Linked DNA regions of Homo sapiens: region 1 is linked to region 2. The links are chromatin loops, found by intact Hi-C in ENCODE. Cell type or tissue: mammary epithelial cell. All regions are shown on one strand. Links, peaks and the distances in the headings refer to the core of each region. The heading gives the core; the rest is flanking DNA.

Region 1 (10,464 bases), core at 1,023-9,022, 640 kb before region 2:
TTGCTAGGAGCCAGGCAAGCTTTACTATATTAACTTGTTTAACTTGCTATGACCCTATGAGGTTGATAATATTATTTTGTCAGGGAATTAATAACAGTGACCTCAATATGAGCTCATGAAGATTGAAGATTAAATGAGACACTATTTATGTAAACATGTGGCCTGGCACAGAGTAAGAGCTAAATATTAGGTCGTGTGGGTGACTGCACCTCTGGGAAAAATGCACAAGGCCAGCATCTTCTGTTTGTGAGAAGAGACGATCCTGCTCTCTGATTCTCACTGCTACACGGAGCTGATTTGTTTTACAAGCTGCTGATCCCGCTGCCTTCTGCTCCCATGCTGAGCCTGTGCATAGAGCAGAGCCTAACACAGACCAGGCACTCCATAAATGTCTGTTTAATGAATGAGACAAGGGGACCAGGTCCAGCCACTTGCAGCTGATTTTGTCATTCTGTATTCCAGAAGAGAAAACACATTTTCTCATAAATAGAGAAAGCTCATCTCAGAGAAGGCATAGGGCTACTCATAAGTCTCTTGTGCATTCATGTGGTGTTTGGGGGCATTCTGCTTTTGGTCATTAAAGAAAAGAGGAAATATCTGCATGACTCACCGTCCATCACACTCCCAATAGGAGAGCCCATTATTCTCAACACAGTTCCTAGGATTTTGTTCCTGGGGGTAGGAGGTGGGATGGGGTCAGGAGTAGGGGAGAAGAAGCAGTCACTGCACTGGCTGGGAAAAAGCACTCTCTGGCCATAGGAAAAGTGAAAGAGAACTTTCTCATTTAGGGGAACTGGGAACCTACTACCAGGAGCCCTGGCCTGGACAGAGGCATCCCTAGGGGCTCAGAAGACCCGTCTTCCTGGCAACAGCCTGAATGCACCCAAGGTGTTTGCTGCAGTTCCTGTAACAGCCCATTTCCACCTTGACAGGAAGAATTTTTCCTTTTTATCTAACCTGAGCATCTCCTCCTACAGAATGTAAACTCATTTCCTTTGGCCCCGTGCTCTGAGCAGAGAGGGACCAGCTGGTCACCAATTTCTATCTAATAACTCTTCGGAGCCTCAAAAGCTGTTATTAAATTGCTCCTCAGCTGCCTCTTCTCCCACTAAATAATTCTTGCTCCTGCTTTTCTCCACGCGTCCAGTTTTTCCACTCTGTGCAGCCTTGGTTGAAGCCCCTCCATCTTCCCCATGGTCCCAGAGAACTTGGAAGCTGAGGGGTCAGACAGTTATAGAGGCCGCTTGCTGGCTGCAGGATTGGAGCAAAGTCAGCCTGGGGGCTGCCCAAGTAGCTATTTATTGCCCCTGACCAACACCAGGCACAGTCCCAGCATTTCTCCTTGCTCTTCTGCCCACAGGTGAAAAGAAGAAAGATGTTTTTATTTTCCATCTCATGACAGCCTGGGCACCCAGCTTTTCTCCCCTTCCTCTTGTTTCCAGTTCTGCCCATCTCCACACTATAGCCAGCCAGCACCCTCTGTGGGCTCAGATGTACAAGGGAGATAAGCTGGAGAGCTGAAACAAGCAAGCCAGCACGCAAAACCAACAAGAATAGCAGTGGGCACCATCCACGAGCTGCCAGCTAACTGCATGCTTTATCTTGTTAGCTCCTCAGACAACCCTATTGTCCTCATTTTACACGAGAAGATTCTAAAGCTCAGTGGTACAGCCCATAAGTAACTTGTCTGAGACCACACCTACAGGAGTGGGTACAGCCAGAATTGAAATCCAGGCAGTGGGACTTCAGTGCCAGTGCTTTTAACACCTACTGTCTCACCCTATTTATTGTGCAGGAAGTGAATCAAGGATGGAAAAAGAGCCCACAGTGGGTACCTTAGGAGCAGGTTACTGCTGTGGACAGTTGGAGCTAAAGGCAGAGACTTAGAGGGGACAATCAGAGAAGTGGGAGAGCCAGAAGGGAGTGATTCAAGCGTGAGGACGACCTGTGTCAAATGCTCAGAAGGGTTGAATATAATTCTTTCTTATATATCTTTAATCTAAGCCCAAGCTGTCATGGCAATGGATCCATTCTCTATCTGTGTCCCAGGCCTGTTCCCTGATTGCATAGAGGCCACTGACCCTCCTCTCCAAGCTTCTCTAGCCCCAAGAATCCAAACTCCTCCCATCTACCTCTTACATACTGGTTCCTGAATGGGAACTCTCTTAGAAGGTCTGATTCTCCATCTTCTCCCTGGATCCAGCTCTCCTGTTCTCTTATTTACAGAGTCTGGCCTCTGACTGTACTGCCAGCACATGCCTATTCCCCAGTTTCTGTCTCTCCTTCCTCCCTTCCATAACATGAGTAGAAAAGGGATCTTAACTCCTTTTTTAAAGTAATGTTTTCTACCACAACCAACTGGGGTGTGGTTGGCTGAAAATAGCTCCCCCAAAAGATATCTAATCCCCAGGACCTAAGAATGTTATATGGCAAAAATCGGGGGAGGGGGATGTCTTTGCAGGTGTGATTAAGTTAAGGATTTGGGGATGGAGGATTATCCTAGATTATCTGGGTGGGTCTGAAATGCAATCACATGTATTCTTACAAGAGGAAGGCAGAGGGAGATGTGACATCCTCTGGTGTCAAAGGTGGAGAAGTGAAGGAGATGGGAAGACGGAGCAGAGAGAGATTTGGGGATGTTAACCCAAGATTGGAGTGATGTGGCCATCAGCCAAGGAATGCTAGCAGCCAAGGAAGTAGTAGGAGAAGCTAAGGAGTAGATTTTCTCCTAGACCTCTGGAGGGAGCTCTGCTAACACCCTGATTCTGGCCCAGTGATGCTGACTATGAACTTGCAACCTCCAGAACTGCGAGAGCATAAATTTCTGTTCTTTTGGGCTACCGAGTTTGTGATAATTTACTTCAACAACCACACACATGAAAAAATGAATACATGAGCATCACCAGTATACATCTGCAGATTAAAGGCTACCATCATTTAAAAGTTCTTGGACCCCTTATTTACAATGCCTAGGGGTGGGATAAGTATAAGGGAGTAACTCAAAATTCAAACCCATTGTTTTAGGTAGGCAGTGTTTTCCTAACATTCCCTCAAACTTCCCATCTCCATCCCTCCATGCTCAAGGCATTAAAGACCGGAAGCTTCACCTACGGGATATGAGAAGAGCTTGCTGAACTTGTTCATTTGTTCCTTCTCAAGGATCCTTGCATTTTAAAAGGAGTCCCACCTCCACATCTCTGCAAAATTCCGTCTTTAATCTTGTGCTTTCCCTAGGCTCCGTAGGTACCCATGCGGAGAAAGAGCAGTGAATGCACCATGTGAACTCTACAGCCCTAAACAATTCTAAGGCATAACAAATATGAAGGCTGTTTCTGTTGTTCCCTTTCAAATATGCCCAGATATTATATTTTTTGAATGGTCGAAAGCACAGTTCTCACACTAACACATTTCTGCACAACAATGAGAAGATATATATTCTTTCCCATAGGATTCAAGAGAGCTATTTTCATTTTGAATGTGAAAAAATAAATTCATAAATATTTAATAACCCTCCAAACCCCCCGTGTTAGTCTGTGCAAAAAATAAAAATGTAGCTCTCCATTGGTTTAGGACACAAATATCAGCAGCATTATTTGTGCATCAGAGACGTCCTCTTTGTCCCAACAATGGAACTTCCTTTACTACCTTCCTTCTTTATCCAGCTTTTGGTTGTCCTATATTCTGAAGAATCATTTCTTCAAAAAGATCTCAGAATTTTTTTGTGTGTTCTTTTGCTCTTGAATTTCTGCTGGCCGCTCTGAGAAGTTTGGGTCTGGCTCTGGGCTGATAGTTGGTGGCTGTACTAAGTCAGGCATCTGTAAGGCTCCAGGTTTCTCAGCTCTGTCCCCTGAGCTCACGTGGTTGCAAGTGATACATTTTGGGAAGTATTTGTTAGTGGATGCAACATTTTAATGGAAATGCCTAAAATGCCAGTGTAACAGTAGCCCACCTGCTAGGAGAAGGAATTCATTACCACCCAATCTCTGGCAGTGCATACTAAATCTGTTTGATGCAAGACAGGCAAGCCCCAAAATTGGGACTTAGCCTGGGAGGGTTGTTGGCTTCACCCAGGAAAGAATTCAAGGGCCAGCGGGTGGTGTTAGACAGCAACTTTTGTTGAAGCAGCAGTGTATGGCAGCAGAGGTACTGCTCCTTGTGGAGTGGTGCTACTCCATAGGCAGTGTGCCAAGAATAGCAGCTCAGAGGCAGTTTTGCAGTCATATTTATACCCACTTTTAATATATGAAGACCAAGGGGTAGTTTTGTGGAAATTTCTAGGATGAGGGTGGTAACTTCCAGGTCACTGGGTCATTGCTGTGGAAAGGGGCAGTAACTTATGGATGTTGCCATGACAATAGTAATCTGACATGGCACACTGGTGGGTGTGTCTTATGGAAAACTGCTTTCAGCCTGATCCTGTTTTAGCTATTCCTCAGTTTGGTCCCATGTCCGAGCCCTGCCTCCAGAGTAGAGTCCTGCCTCCTGTGTCACCTTCATACTGAAGGAGCACTTAGAGCAAAAGTCTACCCAGTGAGGACAGCATTCTGGGAGCTTCCATCACTGCCTCCCCATCCCTCAAGCCACAGGCATTATTTTTCTTTTCCACAGCTGGGAAGTTTTTCCTGTCACCTTGGTGTGAATTCACTATCCAGGAGCTCACCTTGGAAGTGTATCACTTCTCACTCCTGAGAAAGGTCAGGAGGACCATTTGCCAGGGGTCTCTTCAACCCATGGGTCTCACACACAGGGGCAGTTCCTGGCTGGAGGTAAGGAGCAGAGGCTTCTTCCAGCAGGACTTATTTTGCCAGAATTTGGGGACCGATGGCATTGCAGAGCAGAGAAGCTGAGACTGAGAGAAGCCTTACCTCCTGGGCCCCCAGATGAAAAAAAAAAAAATCTTGTTTTCCTCATGCTCAATAATGGAGGAGGACACCAGAAGTTGCCTGTAAAAACTAGGTATTTGACACAGTTGTTGAGGCTGAGAAACACCTAACCTTGGGCAAAAAGGAGAGTAAGCTACAGTTTCCTTGGTACATGTGGGAGAGCTGGTCTCTGAAGTGTTAAGGGAGGGGACACATTCCTGTGTCTAGGGTGATTTGGAGGGTGGCAGGTGGAATCAGAGCCCAGAAGGAGGCTAAGCCACATATAGGTAAACATTTGCCAGTAGATGGACCATGCCTCCAATCCTGGGTCTGCCACTCCAATGGCCAAAGAATGGAGAAGAGGAGCCCATTCTCTAAAGGCACCTCCCCTGAGTGATGCAAAGCCAGGGAGTTTGAAGAGGTAGATGGGGGAGGGCAAGTTGGGATGCACAGGGTGGAACTCCAGACGCACAGGCACAGTCCCTGAATGTGCTTCTTCATCTAGCACATGTACACCAAATGGCAGCAGTCTTCTTTTGGGGAGGGGAGTTTAGAGCTGTAATGATATATTCATGACCTAAATGTAACTGGAGGTCACCTGTTCTGGTTTGCACCGGTTTCTTTTGGGTCTTAACTCCTGGCATTCTGCAAGGGGTCACGAGACTCTTGTGGCATCTGGGCTATCTGATTTCTTTAAGCAGCTGTGTCTATAGATAAAGATGCTAAAGAAGATCTGTTAAAAGTTTTTCCAATTGCTTGGATGAGGCTGGGGCTATCCCAGTGACACGGCCACCCTCTTTGGGCCATGGTGGGGTTTTCATGAGGGACCATGTGTGAAGCATGCGGCACTAGTATGGAACTAGCTGTCATTGATCTGTTGCTGTGACTTTTGAGCTCACATTGCTGTGGGTTGGCACAGAGGGGGAGGTCGCAGTAAAGTCTCCTGGCTTTATCTCACCACAAATCCTTTAGCACCTCTGAGTGGTCCTGAAATGTGAGGGGATGGCTGCCCCTCCCACCTGTAATAGAGGCAGAGAGCTCGTCTTTCTTGTATCTGGAAAGCATTGCCGAGCCTCAGATAGCTGAGCTTTGAGATACTGTTCAGCTCCTTTTGCCACCCCTTTTTGGCCAGCCTCATGGGCAGAGTGAGATCCCCATTCCTATTTGGCTGGCCACTGCTCCCTCTCCTCCTACCTGGCCCAGGTGGGCTGCTGACTTACTGCACCAGCCGCACAGGGCCCTTGATTTTCTGCCATGGGGGAAAGATCAAATGCAGACATGCAGAAACTGTGTTTCCAGCTATTAAGGAGTCGGCTTCCAGGGCGATTGGTGATAGGAAGAGTGAAATCTGGCCTGGGATTTGGTATGGTCCTGAAAATCTGCTAAAAAAAGAAACTTAATTAAACCTTGAAATTGAATGATTCCTTTATTCTCTTGAACTGAATATGTGGAACTTGGGAAGCCCCTGACTTTCTTATTGTCTGGTGTATTTCCACCCCTCTTTCCTGCCAATGTTGTTTGTACCACATTCTGGAAGTCTTTCCTACGGTTGAAATTCTTTTGAGTTTCTCTCTTGTTGCCCCGGCTGGAGCGCAATGATGCGATCTCAGCTCACCACAACCTCCGCCTCCCGGGTTCAAGCGATTCTCCTGCCTCAGCCTTCCTGCCTAGCAGGGATTACAGGCATGTGCCACCATGCTTGGTTAATTTTGTATTTTTAGTAGACACGGGGTTTCTCCACGTGGATCAGGCTGGTCTCAAAGTCCTGACCTCCCTTGACTTCCCAAAGTGCTGGGATTACAGGCGTGAGCCACTGTGCCTGGCCTCTAGGCTTGAAATTCTAATGAAAGTGGACCATGGGCAGGCTTATAACTCAGAGTTCCTCATAGATCCAGTCCTGAGGCACAGTCATGGGGATCAGCCATGGACTAGCTAAGCACTCTTGGATGATTTCAGTTCACCACCTTGAGCTCAGTTTCCTCATAGGAATAATAAGATTTACCATATTGGCACACAGTGGGTATTCAATAAATGATTTTTGAAAAAAAAAGAAATAATTAAAGTGAAAGCTGATGTCAAGTAGGTCAAAATATATTACCAAATTCTGAATTTTATCAGTTTCCTCACCTGGAAAATAGGAATAGTCATATAGCACCTACTGCATAGGGTTGCTGTTAGAATGAGGTGTTAACAGTTTGGGCAAAGAGCCTGGCAAAGTGCTTGTCATAGACTGGGTATCCAATATCTGTTTGCTGTTATTATTTTATTATTATAATTATTAGCTTTCTGGGCTTTGGGATTTTTACAATGTGGTTAATTTAAAACCAGGAAGTAAGAATTGACTACCCGCTGAGGAAAGTCCCAGCCCTCCACATCACAGCAGGCAGGAGGGTGTTACTTGTGGAGGTGGTGGGGATGGATGGAGAAGCAAGGGCCACACAGAGATAATTCCAAAAACATTATGGGCTGCTAGTTACTTTGCAAGGCAACAGTGTAGATCAATTCCAAGTGAGTCTTTTTGTTGCAAGAGGAAGGCGAGGCTAGAGGGTATAGAAAGCCTGGTACGACTGACTCCAGGCATTCTGTCCTTGGAATCCTGGGAGTGTTGCAGGGGACAAGTCTGATTTTCACCTGCAAATATAGGGTGCACGGCATTCCCCACAAATGCTTTCATTTCTAGACATAGCTGTTTGCCTTGGAAAGCAAGAACTGAAGGAGGCAAGGCTGAGCAAAGGGAGTGGCTGCTAAAAAACTTCATCTCTCTGATAGATGGAGCAGAGTTTGCAGGACCAGCGCTCTGTTAGATGATCGTCCGACTAAACCTGGTTTACATATTTGGTGTACCAGATGTCAGCTGGGATCTCCTTATCTCTTAAGCTTGGAATAAGAAAGACTTGATTCCATGATTGTGGAAGGTCCAGTTCCTCTCTAAGGTTTCTGTGATCCCTTGTGGCTTTATGTCTGCACCATGTTTACTCAGAGGTGGAACTCACCCCTTTTCTGAATGTACACACACACAAATTCACATATGGATTTGATTTGTGTGTATAGCAGACTCTATCGAAGACTTGAATAAATAAGAAAGATACATAGCTTAAAATTGGGTGTTAGATGTCCTGATCCTAGAATGTTCATTAGTTCTTTCATCAACTGGGAGTATTGCTTCTCAACCTTTTTCTCCCCTCTCTGCTTTCTTTAGTGGCCTCTCCTCTCAATGGAGCTCCTTCTGGCCACCTTTGCATACCTTTGATTATTCATGAAGGATTGTCATTGAAAAGGACCCATCCCCCTCGGGAGGCAGATGTGCTTATAACTTGCACCTCCCCTCCCTACATATTCCAAACCAGGAGGATTTCTTAACCTTAACCCATTTGTTGAAGAAGGGCAAGAAAATGTGCTCCAATCACAGGAAGATGCTTCCTCCCAAGCTGAGCGAGACAAAAGAGGTAAGAGCCATCTGTCCAGAGCCCCAGGCCTCCCTTTCCAGTCTGGAGAATGGACTGGCCAGGCTGGCTCCATTCTTTGAGTGCACCATGTGTTTGGAACCAGCCTCAGGGCCTCGCATTCTGCACACAGGGCTGCGTCTGTCATTAGGCACATCCGCTCACTGCCTCGGACTAATGAGCCTGGGTGACAGGTGGCGAAGTGCAATATTCTAGGCTGAAGGCTTCAGCAGGAGGCCAACACTCACGCTGACCAGGCAGGGGAAGAGCCGGCACCACCCTGAAAATCATAGCACTGCCATTTGCTTCTCCTCTGTCCTACCATATCATAAGAGCAGATTAAATCTGCCCTGGTTGTTGCTGTTTCCTCCTGAAGAGCAGGAGGTTGACAGCCTTCTTTTTCTAACACTTACCGAGAGCTTACTCCGCTAAGTGCTCTACCTGCATGGGCTGTCTCCACTGGTCTACACGATAATTCTATGGTAGATATTTCATTTCATAGATGAAGGGGCAGGCATGGAGGATGTAAAGTCACTTGTCCAAGGTCACAGAGTTAAATGGCTCCAGTGCCTGCTGAAGTCACTCCTCATGATAGGATCTCTGATTTCTTCCTAAGAAAAGAAGAAGGAATCGAACACTTTTGGGCATAAGCTATGGGCCTGGTGGTTCCACACGATGTTACCCTTTCTAATTCTCACTGCACAGCTCCCAGGTATTATTAGCCCCCTTTTCCAGATGAGGAAACCAAGTCTTAAAGAGAGAATCATCAGAAGTCATGTCATGATTCTGGCCACAGCTATCCTGCTTGTTGTCACTCACAGGGCAGCCACTCTGGGTTAAGCTGACTCCAGGCTCTGTCTGCCATGTGTGGATGTTAGTGGGAACCCCATCCAGTTGTGCCGGCCCATGGTCTCCAGGCCTCCCCAGCTGGCAGCTTTCAGCACTAGCCACCGTTGGGCTCAGTCCTGCCTAGGCTCTGTGCCCATGGGAGCCTGGTCTGTCACAGTGTAAATTCCCTCCCCATCAGAGAGTGACTTCTGGGGCTGGCCTGCTGCCTCATGGGACCAGGTTGTTCAGAACCAGTGAGCAGAGCAGGAGGTGGCTGCAGGAGCACTGAGCTGCAGCCTCCCTTCCTGACTCCCCCGCCAGCCTGGTCTGATTCCAGGACACCACTGAAATTCAATTCCTACATTACTAGGGCTTAGCGGGCCTGGAGACTGACCCTGCCTCTGCCTTTGATCAGGAGCTTTGATTGGATTTGAAAGTATCTTAGTTAAGCAAGGTGCCTGTCTATACAGGTTGGATACAAACAAAATCCCCAGCTCACCCATTCCCATTGCATTCCAGAATGCAGTGTTTCAATACTGTATTAGTTAGGCTTCTTCAGGAGATATGCATATATATATGCATACACACACACACACACACACACACACAGAGTTTGATTTATTTGAAGGAATTGGCTCACGTGATTGTAAGAGCTGACAAATCAGAGATCTATAGGCCTGTAGGGCAGGCTGGCAGCCTGGAGACTCAGATTAGAGTAGATGCTGCAGTCATGAGTCTGAATTCCACAGGGCAGCAGGCTGGAAACTCAGATAGGGTTTCTCTGTTGCAATCTTGAAGAGAATCCCTTCTTTGAGAAACCCCAGTCTTTGCTGTTTAGGCCTTCACCTGATTGGATGAGGCCCATCCCTATTAGGGAGGGTAATCTGCTCCACTCAAAGTCTATGATTTAAATGTAAATCACATTGAAAAACAAACACCCTTCACTGCAACATCTAGACTGGTATTTGACCAAATAACTAGGTACCATAGCCTAGTCATGCTGACATGTAAAATTAACTGTCATAAGTACCCATCTGTGACTAGCAGCAGCCGGTCCAGAAGTCCAATCTGTTCCCTCCAAAGCTCCTTGAGATGCATTAGGGATGGCCTAATGCACAAAAGCTCCCCCAGTGGCCACACACAGATGTCACTGTAAATAGCAGTAGTGGCTCTCCCCAAACATTATGCTTGGGTTGAGGGTACGTGGTCAAACTGATCAGGGCTGTTTGGATTAAAGATCTGAAAATTCCCAGGCCTAAGGAGGTAAATTTTGCCATGGCATACCTGTGAAACTAGAAGCACAATGTCACTGGCTGTGTACAATGTCATTT
Region 2 (10,464 bases), core at 1,513-9,512:
AATTGAAGTTCTAATGTCTATAATACACAAGGAAATCTTAAAAAGTGAGGGCCGGTTGGGCACGGTGGCTCACGCCTGTAATCCCAGCACTTTGGGAAGCCAAGACGGGCGGATTATGAGGTCAGGAGATCGAGACCATCCTGGCTAACACAGTGAAACCCCGTCTCTACTAAAAATACAAAAAAATTAGCCGGGCCTGGTGGTGGGCGCCTGTGGTCCCAGCTACTCAGGAGGCTGAGGCAGGAGAATGGCGTGAACCCAAGAGACAGAGCTTGCAGTGAGCCAAGATCGCGCCACTGCACTCCAACCTGGGAGACAGAGGGAGAGTCCGCCTCAAAAAAAAAAAAAAGTGAGGGCCAAAAACAGAGGCAAAAACACCTGATAGAAAAATGAATAAAGCCAAGTATGGTAGAACATGCGTGTAGTCCCAGCTGCTTATGAGGAGTACCTGAGACGGGAGGGATTGCTTGAGCTTAGGAGCTTGAGACCAGCCTAGATGACATAGATAGACTCCATCTCTAAAAAAGAAAAAGGAAAAGAAATAAAAAAGAATGAGCAAAAGTCACGAACAAACAATTTACCTAAAAAAGATATAAAATGCCCCTAAACACTTATGAGAAGTTGTTCAATTCATTATAAGAAAAATGCAAATTAAAACTACAGTGAAATGACATTTATCACCTATGAATAATAAGCAAAAATTTTAGAACTTGGCAACACTCTATGTTGGCAAGGCTGAGGAGAAACAGACACTCTTACACATTGCTGGTAGGAATGCAAAATGATACAGCCTTATGGGAAGGAATTTGGCAGTATTTAACAACACTATATATGCATTTACCTTTTGTTCCAGAAATCCCACTTCTAGGAATTTACTCTAAAAATAAGCCTGCAGAAATACAAAATTATATATGTACAAGTTTATTCACTGCAGTATTATCTGTCATTGCAAAATATTGGTAATAACCTAAATGCTCATAGATAGATTTATTGAATAAACTAAATTATATCCACACAATGCAGTGCTATGCAGTGGTAAAAGAGAATGAAGATGAAGCAATGTGGAGTGATTTCCAGGAAATATCTTGTAAGTGAAGAAGCAAAGTGCAAAAGAGTATACGTAATATTCTACCTTTTGTGTAGGAAGAGGAAATAAGAAAATTACATGTATTTGCTTACTTAGTTGTGAAAGGAAATTGAGAAAAGATAAGCCAGAAACTAATGAGAATGGTTCCCTACAGGGTAGATGGGCTGGTCTCAAACTCCTGACCTCAGGTGATCCACCCACCTCGGCCTCCAAAAGTGCTGGATTTACAGATATAATCAGCCTCCCACTAGCTGGGACTACAGGCACACCACACCCAGCTAATTTTGGTATTTTTTGTAGAAATGGGATATGCCACATTGCCTAGGCTGGTCTTGAACTCCGAAGCTCAAGCAATCTGGCCACCTTGGCCTCCCAAAGTGTTGGGATTACAGGCATGAGCCACCATGCCGGCCCAGGTCTTCTAAACATTGTTTCTTACAATAATTTGAGGGTTTCTTGAAGAAATGGCTGATTGCAAGTTTGAGCCAAGAAGGACCTGGGATATCTTAAAAGTAAAAAAGTGCTTAAAAAAAAAATGAAGAAGAAGCAGCACATCAAAAAACATAAAGGCCAGTTTGAAGGGGCTTCTCCTGGCCAAATCTGGGTCAATGTGAACATCAAAATACATAGCAATAATAATGACTTAAAACTCATTGAAGGCCAGGCGCAGTGGCTTACACCTGTAATCCCAGAAATTTGGGAGGCCAAGGCGGGCAGATCACCTGAGGTCAGGAGCTTGAGACCAGCCTGGCCAACGTGGTGAAATCCCGTCTCTACTAAAAATACAAAACTTAGCCTGGCGTGGTAGTGCGTGCCTGTAATCCCAGCTACTTGGGAGGCTAAGGCAGGAGAATCACTTGAACCTGGGAGGTGGAGGTTGTAGTGAGCCAAGATCATGCCATTGCACTCCAGCCTGGACAAGAGTGAAACTCCATCTCAAAAAAAAAAAAAAAAAAAAAACTCATTGAATAAAATAAGAATCTATGAGTGTATGCTGATATAATTAAATAAGTGAATAAACAAGTGGGAGATAAGAGAAAGATCTTTCTTTTAGAATTATGCCAACAAATTAATGTAGAAAAAATGATGGAGTTAGATAAATCGCCATTTTGCAATCATCACAGTTATTATAGATTCAAGAGTTAAACAAAGTTTATGGGAGGCTCCTGTTTTGGACGAGCCTCCTGCATCAGGACCAAGTAGACCAGACCAAACCAGAATGGAAATTTTGTGCTGAGTGCCATGCCATCAAACTGAACTTTGAAATAGGCAAGTTTTCCAAAAAACAAGAGATTCTAGTCTACCTGAGTCGGCATAAGGAAGTCCCCTCTGTTTTAACCCCATAACGAGAGCAACTTTGAAACAACCAATCCACTTTTTATTCTCTGTTTCTGCTTTCTTCAGTGCTTTTCAGCCTATAAAGTCAATCTCCTCTGCTCAGCTCATTAGAACAGTCATTCTTAATGAGATGTTGCCTGATTCTGGAATGGCAAATGGAAGTCAATTCAATCTTTAAACTAAATTTGTTGTAATTTTTTCTTTTGACACAAGTAAGAATTACCAGTGGGTGCTAAAACTAGTGGGTGATGATTCAATAAGGAACAGGATATTTGCCTAGTTTTAAAGTATCTTTCAAAAATTACTTATTAATTACACAGGGGAAAATTATAACTTACAGTAAAGAAACCTGGAGGACAACAATGTAACCAAGGGATCAATGCCACCATCACCCATGAGACAAAGCAACCACATGTGCCTTCAAATACCATGTTCTGAGAAGGACACAACATACATCTGTGAGTTTCAAGCTCAAATGCAAGATCTGAATCTCATCATAAGGAAATGTTAGACAAACCCAAACTGAGGGACAATTTACAAAATTACTGACCTGTGCTATTCAAAAATGTCAAGGTCAAAAGCTCAGGAAATATTCCAAATTAAAGCAGACTGGAGAGATATGAGAAATAAATGCAATGCTGGATCAAATCTTGGACCGGGGGGAAAATTGCTATAAAGGCAATTGGCAAAATTTGGATTTGGGCTGAAGATTAGATGACAGCATTTTGTCAGTGTTAAATTTCCCAATTTTCATCATTGTACCATGGTTATATAACAAAATGTCCTGTTCTAATAAAATACACACTGATATATTTGGAGGTAAAGGAATATAATGCCTACTTACTCTCAAATGGTTCAGGAAAAAAAACATTAATACTTAGAACAAATGATAATGCAAATAGGCCAAAATGCAAACTTGGTGAATCTGAGGGAAGGGTAAATGGGAATTCTTTGTACTATTGCAATTTTCTGTACATGTAAAATTGTATCAAAATTAAAATTTACCCCCCAAAATCTTTTTCCACCAGTAAAATTTTTTCTTAAGTGAAATTCCACCTGGAAGCCCAATGTGTCCAACAAATAAAATTGGAGTCATTTGAGTGAAATGGGGATGGTAGCTCCAGAGGTCTGCCCACAGATTCCCCTCCCACTGTCCACAGCTACATCTGAAGGGCAAGGCCATAGCAACTTAGCTGTTCACAACCAGTCCCTCTCCATCAGAGCATTGGATGTGCCTAGGGTGGCATCTCTGTCCTCACCCCTCTTCAGAGCCTCTTCCCTGATCACCTCTGCCCTCCACTTTCCTCTGAGTCACGCTCACTGTGCTAATCAGGCCTCTTCCTAATATTTATGCAAATATGTTAATTGCAGAGAATTCTCACACTGTCTGCTATTGCCTAGGGTCCATGACACTCAGAAACGTTCTTCGCCAATCACACAGGGCTTCCCAGTTGCTAGTCCCATTTCTGCTTCAGGCTGCAGCTGCCCACACCTGTATTACAGATGGACTTCAGAAGAAGGAGCTCTTCTTGAAGAAGTCAATGCACTATGCTGATCCCTGCTATCTCCTCTTGGCCCTGTAAAATACCTCTGGCAGCTGCAGTGGAACTCTTTGGCATTAAGCAAGGAAAAGATACTGTATTCATTCCTACTGCAACAAACTACCATTATTATGGTGACTTAAAACAACACAAATTTATTCTCTCACAGTTCTGGTAGTACATAGCCCAAAAACCAATTTCACTGGGCTAAAGTTGGGGTGTTGACAGTGCTAATTCCTTCCAGAGGCTTTGAAAGGAGAATCTGTTTCCTTGTTTCTTTCAGCGGCTGGTGCCTGTCTGTCTTCCTTGGCTTGTGGCCTCCTCCTCCATCTTCAAAGTTCATCAATTCAATCTCTGCTTCCACCATCATATCACCTTCTCCTCTTCTGTGGAATCTCCCTCTGCCTCTCTCCTATCAGGACACTCATGATTACCTTTAGGGTCCACTCAAAGAACCCAGAATAATCTCCCCGTTGCAAGCTGCTTAATCACAGCTGCAAAATACCCTTTGCCATATTATAAAGTAACATTCACAGGTTCTGGGGATTCAGAAGTAGATATTTTTAGGGGCTACTATTCAGCCTACCACAGAGACCTAAATTGATTGCTGCCCAACAGGTTTTCCCTGTTACTCAAATTCCCCAGCCTTTATGATGATTTGCTGTCTTTCATTTAATTATTCCCCCAGGTGCACTGATTTGAGTTCAGAGTAGCTCGTTTGTAACATACACTGCCTTCGTTTTGCTGCTCTGCCCTATTGTGCCCCCTGCCGGCAGGTGACACTACAGAGCTTGTACCCGCACAGCCCTCACCTCATACATGCCCATTGTCAAATGAATTGATGGATAGCCCTAGCCCTGGATGGAATCCCCTGAAAGCAACAGAAAGGGGGTTGAGCAAGAAGATCCTCCACTGTTTTCCAAGCCTCTAGCTGGGGCAGATTGAGGTCTCCCTGGGAGATCTCATCAGCAACAACCACACTCATAAATCAAAAAGGAACTGAGCCACAGTGCTCCTGGAGAATGAAAGGGAAAAAAGAACATTGGTTCATGTTTGGGCTGATTCTAAACTATATGGGAATGAAAGCTTTGGGGGTGATGAATTTCCCTTTAATGCTGTCACATCTGTAGTCCTGGAGGTTTAACCTCTGATTTTTGGCTGTAAAACCAACATTATTTCTGCAAAGTTGACACCAGATGCTGCCAGAGAGATATAGCTAAAGTGATAAAAATCTATTTAACAGATTTAGTGAAGCAAATACAAACTAATTAACAATTTTAGAATTGGGATTAAACACTAATTCTTTTAAACCATAAAAACTGAGATGAACAAAAGGAAAAAAAAATCTTCTCCCTCTGAATAACTCAAAGGAGCCATCTGTTTGTCATTGAGAAAATGGCCCAATTGATAAATTTTGAACAAATTCCTACTTTTTTTCTGGATTTGAATGCATTATGGACAGCCAGCCCAGAAAGAAGGCACATTACTCCCTGGCTAATGTGTCAATCTGGGCTTCCCTGAAGCTTCAGAAAACAAGCTATTTGTGTACTGACTCAGAAATAAGGAGGCAAAGACTAAAATGATATCTTTATGAATCATGCTTGAGGCATATGTTTTTGACCATTAGTAAGAAACGATGGCCTGAGGTTCCTTCTAGCTTTCTCATGCAGTAGCCATTGGTGAGACACAAATTCTTCATTAGCATCTCTCAACAAGGGCTGAGGAGCCTCTCTGCTGCCATTCTAAGACTTCCCAGAATGGCCAAATTAGGCCAAGTCTGAACCATAAAATTGTGGAAACTGGACTTGCTGACCTCCCGTCTCCCCACCTGGATGTTCTCAGCCTCAATATGCAGTTTAATTCTAGAACGCAGGCTATACAATTAATCCCATCCTAATCAGGGTCGGGCAATGAGGAGAAATTCTGTTTACTCTGGTCGCAAATTCAGTTGATTTGACATCAAATCTGATTGTTGGACCCCTTCTGAGTGTCCCCTGGGAAGAACTCAGATCTATTGTGAGCTACTTGAGGATGGAGATCTTTGCATCCCTTGGGCCTAACCCAGAGGCCTGCATATATAAATGCTCAATTAATAATAATAAATTACCACTTGTTGAGTGCCAATTATGTGCCAGACACTGTGCTATCCCGTTTAGTCCTCTCAATAACGCTATGAAATAGGTGTTATTATGATCCATGTTTATGAATAAGAAAACTACATCTTAGATTAAGTAATTTGTCTAAGTTCATACAGCTCCTATGTGGCAAGATTAAGTTAAAACTCAGGCCTGTCTAATTCCAGAACTGATCTATAACCACTTACACATATTCTGCCATATGCATGTACACAATAAATCATTCCTTCACATTTCACTGTATTCTAAAAAAATGTTTGTGATTACTTTTCACAAATACAGCTAGTAGAACTCAATTGGGAGTATTGAGTTTCAGGAAAAATAAGAGTGGAAAGTCAAATTGTTAAGTGCATCGTCAGTCCAAATGAGGTCAGTGGCAGCACTTGGGGAACAATCTGAGGTACTCCTTGAGGTTTGGTCCTTGGACTCTTGAAGCAGGCAAGGCTGTGGACAACTGGTTTGAATGGGACAACTGCCAGAGAAAGTCCCATCAAGCTATGATGACCACAGAAAAGTTGACCAAAGACCATGGAGGGTGACCTGCAAGTGGACCAAGCCTGTCAATAGGATTTTGGGAACAGATCCCACAGATCTGGTACCATGCTGCCTCATTTTCTCCCAAGTGGGTCAGTGTTTGGAGTCTAGAAACAACATGTTTTAACAACTCAAAATTCTTCATTGGGTTGGGGCGTTATCAAAGCCAGTTACAGCCCATATCCTTTTTATCTGCCCCTCCTGTAAAAGGCAACCAAGCTCATGGATTCCTTGTAGTTGTCTGAACGTTTCCTTGGTCAGTGTTCCTTCTTTACTCCAAAAGACCCTTTACAACTAGAAATATAGGCCATTCTCTTGGGACCTCCTAATGGCTATTATCTAAAATTCTCCTGATGATACAGATACACACTCAAATATTAGAATAGCATAAACATTTTTCAGACTAGAGTTTCCAGTCTGTGCTTCTGGACAATGAGCAGCCAGATTAGACCCCTAATTCCTAAGCCTACCACTGGGCAGGACGGCAAGTGGTCACTATCAGAGAGGCATGGCAGCACCATACCAGATACAGAATAATAGTTGAAGAGCAGAACGCGAATGAGCAATTAAGTTGCCTCAGTTTGCCAGTAAATCTGAGAACAGACCAACTTTGCTGGGATATAGATTACAGCAGGTAGAAACTGATTTTGTCACCCTCTGGCAATTTAAGCCCCTGATCTTTCCCTCAATTCCTGCCCCATATCAGGGAGCTAGTCATGCCATTGGGCTTTTCATGCCAGTATTTCTCAAACTAAGCCCACTGGACATTTTCTCTGAGTTCATGAGATTCTGATATTGTTTTTTTAATTTGTTTTCATATTGATGAAAATATAAAAATAATCAATATTCATATCTTGTGGGTCAACTGAATGACCAACTCAAACCACAGAATTTCTATGTCCACATGTAGATTTGTGTTTATGACAGCATAAGGGTCAAATAGAACTGCTTTAATTCTCTCAGACTAGTGAAAAATGAGTGTGATGGACTTCAACACAAACAATGTGATCATTGACAAGTGAGGAACAAATGACCTCACAGCATCCTGTAGAAACAAAAGTGTCATGATATTTAGGATAGAGGAAGATGGAAGACACACTGAGTCATCATGCGGCATGCAGCACATTCAGCAGAGTCGTGGCCAACTCACACAAACCTGTGCCATAGCCCCAGGACCATATCCACATGGCAAGAAATGATTTTGTTTTAGCAAACCAACATCATTGATCCTATTAAAGATTAATCTTAATTCTATTGATTTTGTGGATTTGTTTGTATTTTATAAATTCATAAAAGCTTGTCTAAGCTTTTATGTTAAATGTTAATGTTTACACAGTATTGCTTATACTTAAATTTATACATGGGTTATGTTTTTAAGATTATACTTAGTTTAGCATCTGTGTATATTTAAATTAATTATGATAATAAAATTATTTGTCAGCATTGTTTTCTTCTAAAAAGAGACTATGCATCATTCAAGCTGGAAGCACTATTTATTATTCTCTGAATATTACATCATCAATTTCTCTAATACAGTGGCACTTGCCCCCCATTGGTCAATGGGTGTGTCTAATGTATTCTAATGGTTAGACTAACTTCTTTACTTTGTTCTGGCCTCCTTGTTCAAAATCCATGCTCCTGAAGAATGCTGAAATGATCAGTAGTGTTAAACAGGAGTAGAACATAAAGTCCTAGAAGGTTCTCAAGGCAAGTCCTCAAGGGCTAGCATTTTGTCAGAAGGGAAAAGCAGAAACCCAGCATCAGATCTAGGTAAGACTTAGTTGTACCCAGGCAGCAGGACAGTCCAATGCTCAACCCTGGGTTATCTTGATCTCCTCCCACCATAACCATTAAAAACAGGCCTGGAGGACCAAGCCTGCAGCTGAAAATCCACCGGCCCCAGTTGTGAAGTGGCAAAGGCTGAGAGGCAGGACCCAGACTGGTGAATTCACAGATCCATTGCTGGCCACAGAGAAAACAAATTATTTTAGATATAATTAAGTGTAGACAACAAAACACCAAGGCCATCCCAATAAAACATCACATTACTTCTGACTTGAGCTATACAAAAGAAGAGAAGCAAGATCCCGTTAGAAGAAATTGTTGACATATTAGAGCTTTGCCCTTAAGCCCCATCCATGGCCCTTTAAATGTGACCAGCATGTATATGGACAGCGCTGGGATCTGAGGAGGGGATGCCACCTGGGACAGAATGACAGTCAAGGTTAGTAATGCTCGCTCTGGGCCACTGCCTAGAACAGTTCCTGCCTGTCCTGAAGCAAATACCCACAAAATCCAAGAGAGCTATATGAACGAAGGAGGTAGACAAGCTTTTATATGCAGACACACTTGGTTTATATTAAATACATACACATACTTTTTAATCCCACAAAGAACTGTGCTTTCTGCCATTTTTCTTGAAACATACAACCCCTTTTGGGCTACCTTTCATGGGTTTTCATTGTTACTAAAGACATGGATACACACAAATACTTTTATATCATAAGGGAAACAATAGTGCAAGGGTGCTGCAAAGGATAAGGGACACACAGTTTAAAGTTAAGAGATGGTGTGCTGAACTCAGCAGCACTCGGTCTGAAAATTGCAGGCCCTGCCCAGGCCTGCTGAAGCCACTGTATATGCCTTGCTAAGGCAAACATCAGTTCTTCTCAGCATTAATTCCAGGTGCCTACAAAGGGAGCAGAGGATGAAATGATGTTCAAAGGACATTCATCCTTTGGATTTGGGCCAACCATTCTCCAGTGTAACCAGTTTGCTGCTGGGCATCTTTTTCTGTAATACATTTATTAATTAACAACCTATATCAGATCATAGAAGTAGATTCCCAACGCAGAATACCATTACGTGTCTGGGTACACATAATGATGCCATTCCCACATCTTGGCCAACAGCCCACACTGACACGGCCCTGCTGATGTGGGTATAACACATTCTATTAAATGAAAAACCTAACATAATGGCAGCTATTAATACCTTCTAATATTAATAGGCAGCATTAATCTTATGCAATAGAATCTGTCCACTTACCAAGCACTTCGTTTCACAGCTTTTCCCAATTTCTTTAAGTGTCCTCCCACCACCCTGATCACTATCTGCTGGACACTCTCTGATTTGTCATAACTACCAAGGTGAGGGCTGGAGGGGCCACCAATGCACTAACAGCACATAAAAAGTAACCTCAATTGGGACTCTAAAGCTCTCTTATTCTCTCAGCTACATCCACCCCAAGAGGAGAATGAACACAGGAGACATCCTCTTTAGTATAACACACTCTTACTATCCTTCAGATCTCAGCTTTGGTGTCACTTCCATCGGGAAGACTTATCTGCCTGTCTCCTCTACTTCAGTAACAACAACAACAACTGGATTAAATGTGCTCCAACAAGGTTCCCCAGGACTGTTGGTTTTTCCGTATTTGCCATCACCTCCTGTGGTCTTCTTGTTAGCAGGGGGCATATCTCCAACCAAAGCATAGAAAGCATTCAATAAATATTGAGTAAGTGGACAAATGACTGAACAGATTTTTAGATGGATTAATGCATAGGTAGATGGCAGCATGGGTGGATGGGTGGGTGGCTGGGTGGATGGATGGATGGATGGATAGATGGGTGGGTGGGTGGATGGATGGATAGATGGGTGGGTGGGTGGGTGGGTGGATTGTTGGATGGATGGATGGATAGATGGATGGATGGATGGATGGATGGATGAATGTTCTTTGACTTTGTTAGAGGTTCTGTCTAAGGAAAGGAGTGTTCTCTGGTATGATGGTTTAAGGGTGATCTTGCCACAAGATGGCGCTCATAATTTT

What was found. Hi-C counts contacts between places; a loop is a spot of excess contacts. Peaks named below come from ENCODE experiments on the same cell type or tissue, not always from the same donor. Only the 100,000 strongest peaks of a DNase experiment are listed, where the experiment ranks them.
Region 1: a loop joins it to region 2, with 10 times the contacts of the local background. A loop is called at or near these places in 2 of 110 quality-filtered maps.

Annotation. Positions count from the first base shown.
Region 1 is chr11:11,659,531-11,669,994 of GRCh38, reverse strand. No RefSeq gene overlaps it. Among named protein-coding and RNA genes, the nearest start is that of MIR4299, 8.0 kb to the right of the region's middle. In mammary epithelial cell, for the core only: a CTCF peak has its summit at 4,091; no DNase peak of the experiment used is centred there; H3K27me3 peaks cover 1,034 bases.
Region 2 is chr11:11,022,544-11,033,007 of GRCh38, reverse strand. No RefSeq gene overlaps it. Among named protein-coding and RNA genes, the nearest start is that of LINC02752, 88 kb to the left of the region's middle. In mammary epithelial cell, for the core only: a CTCF peak has its summit at 4,739 (motif pointing left); DNase peaks (open chromatin) are centred at 5,557 and 7,717.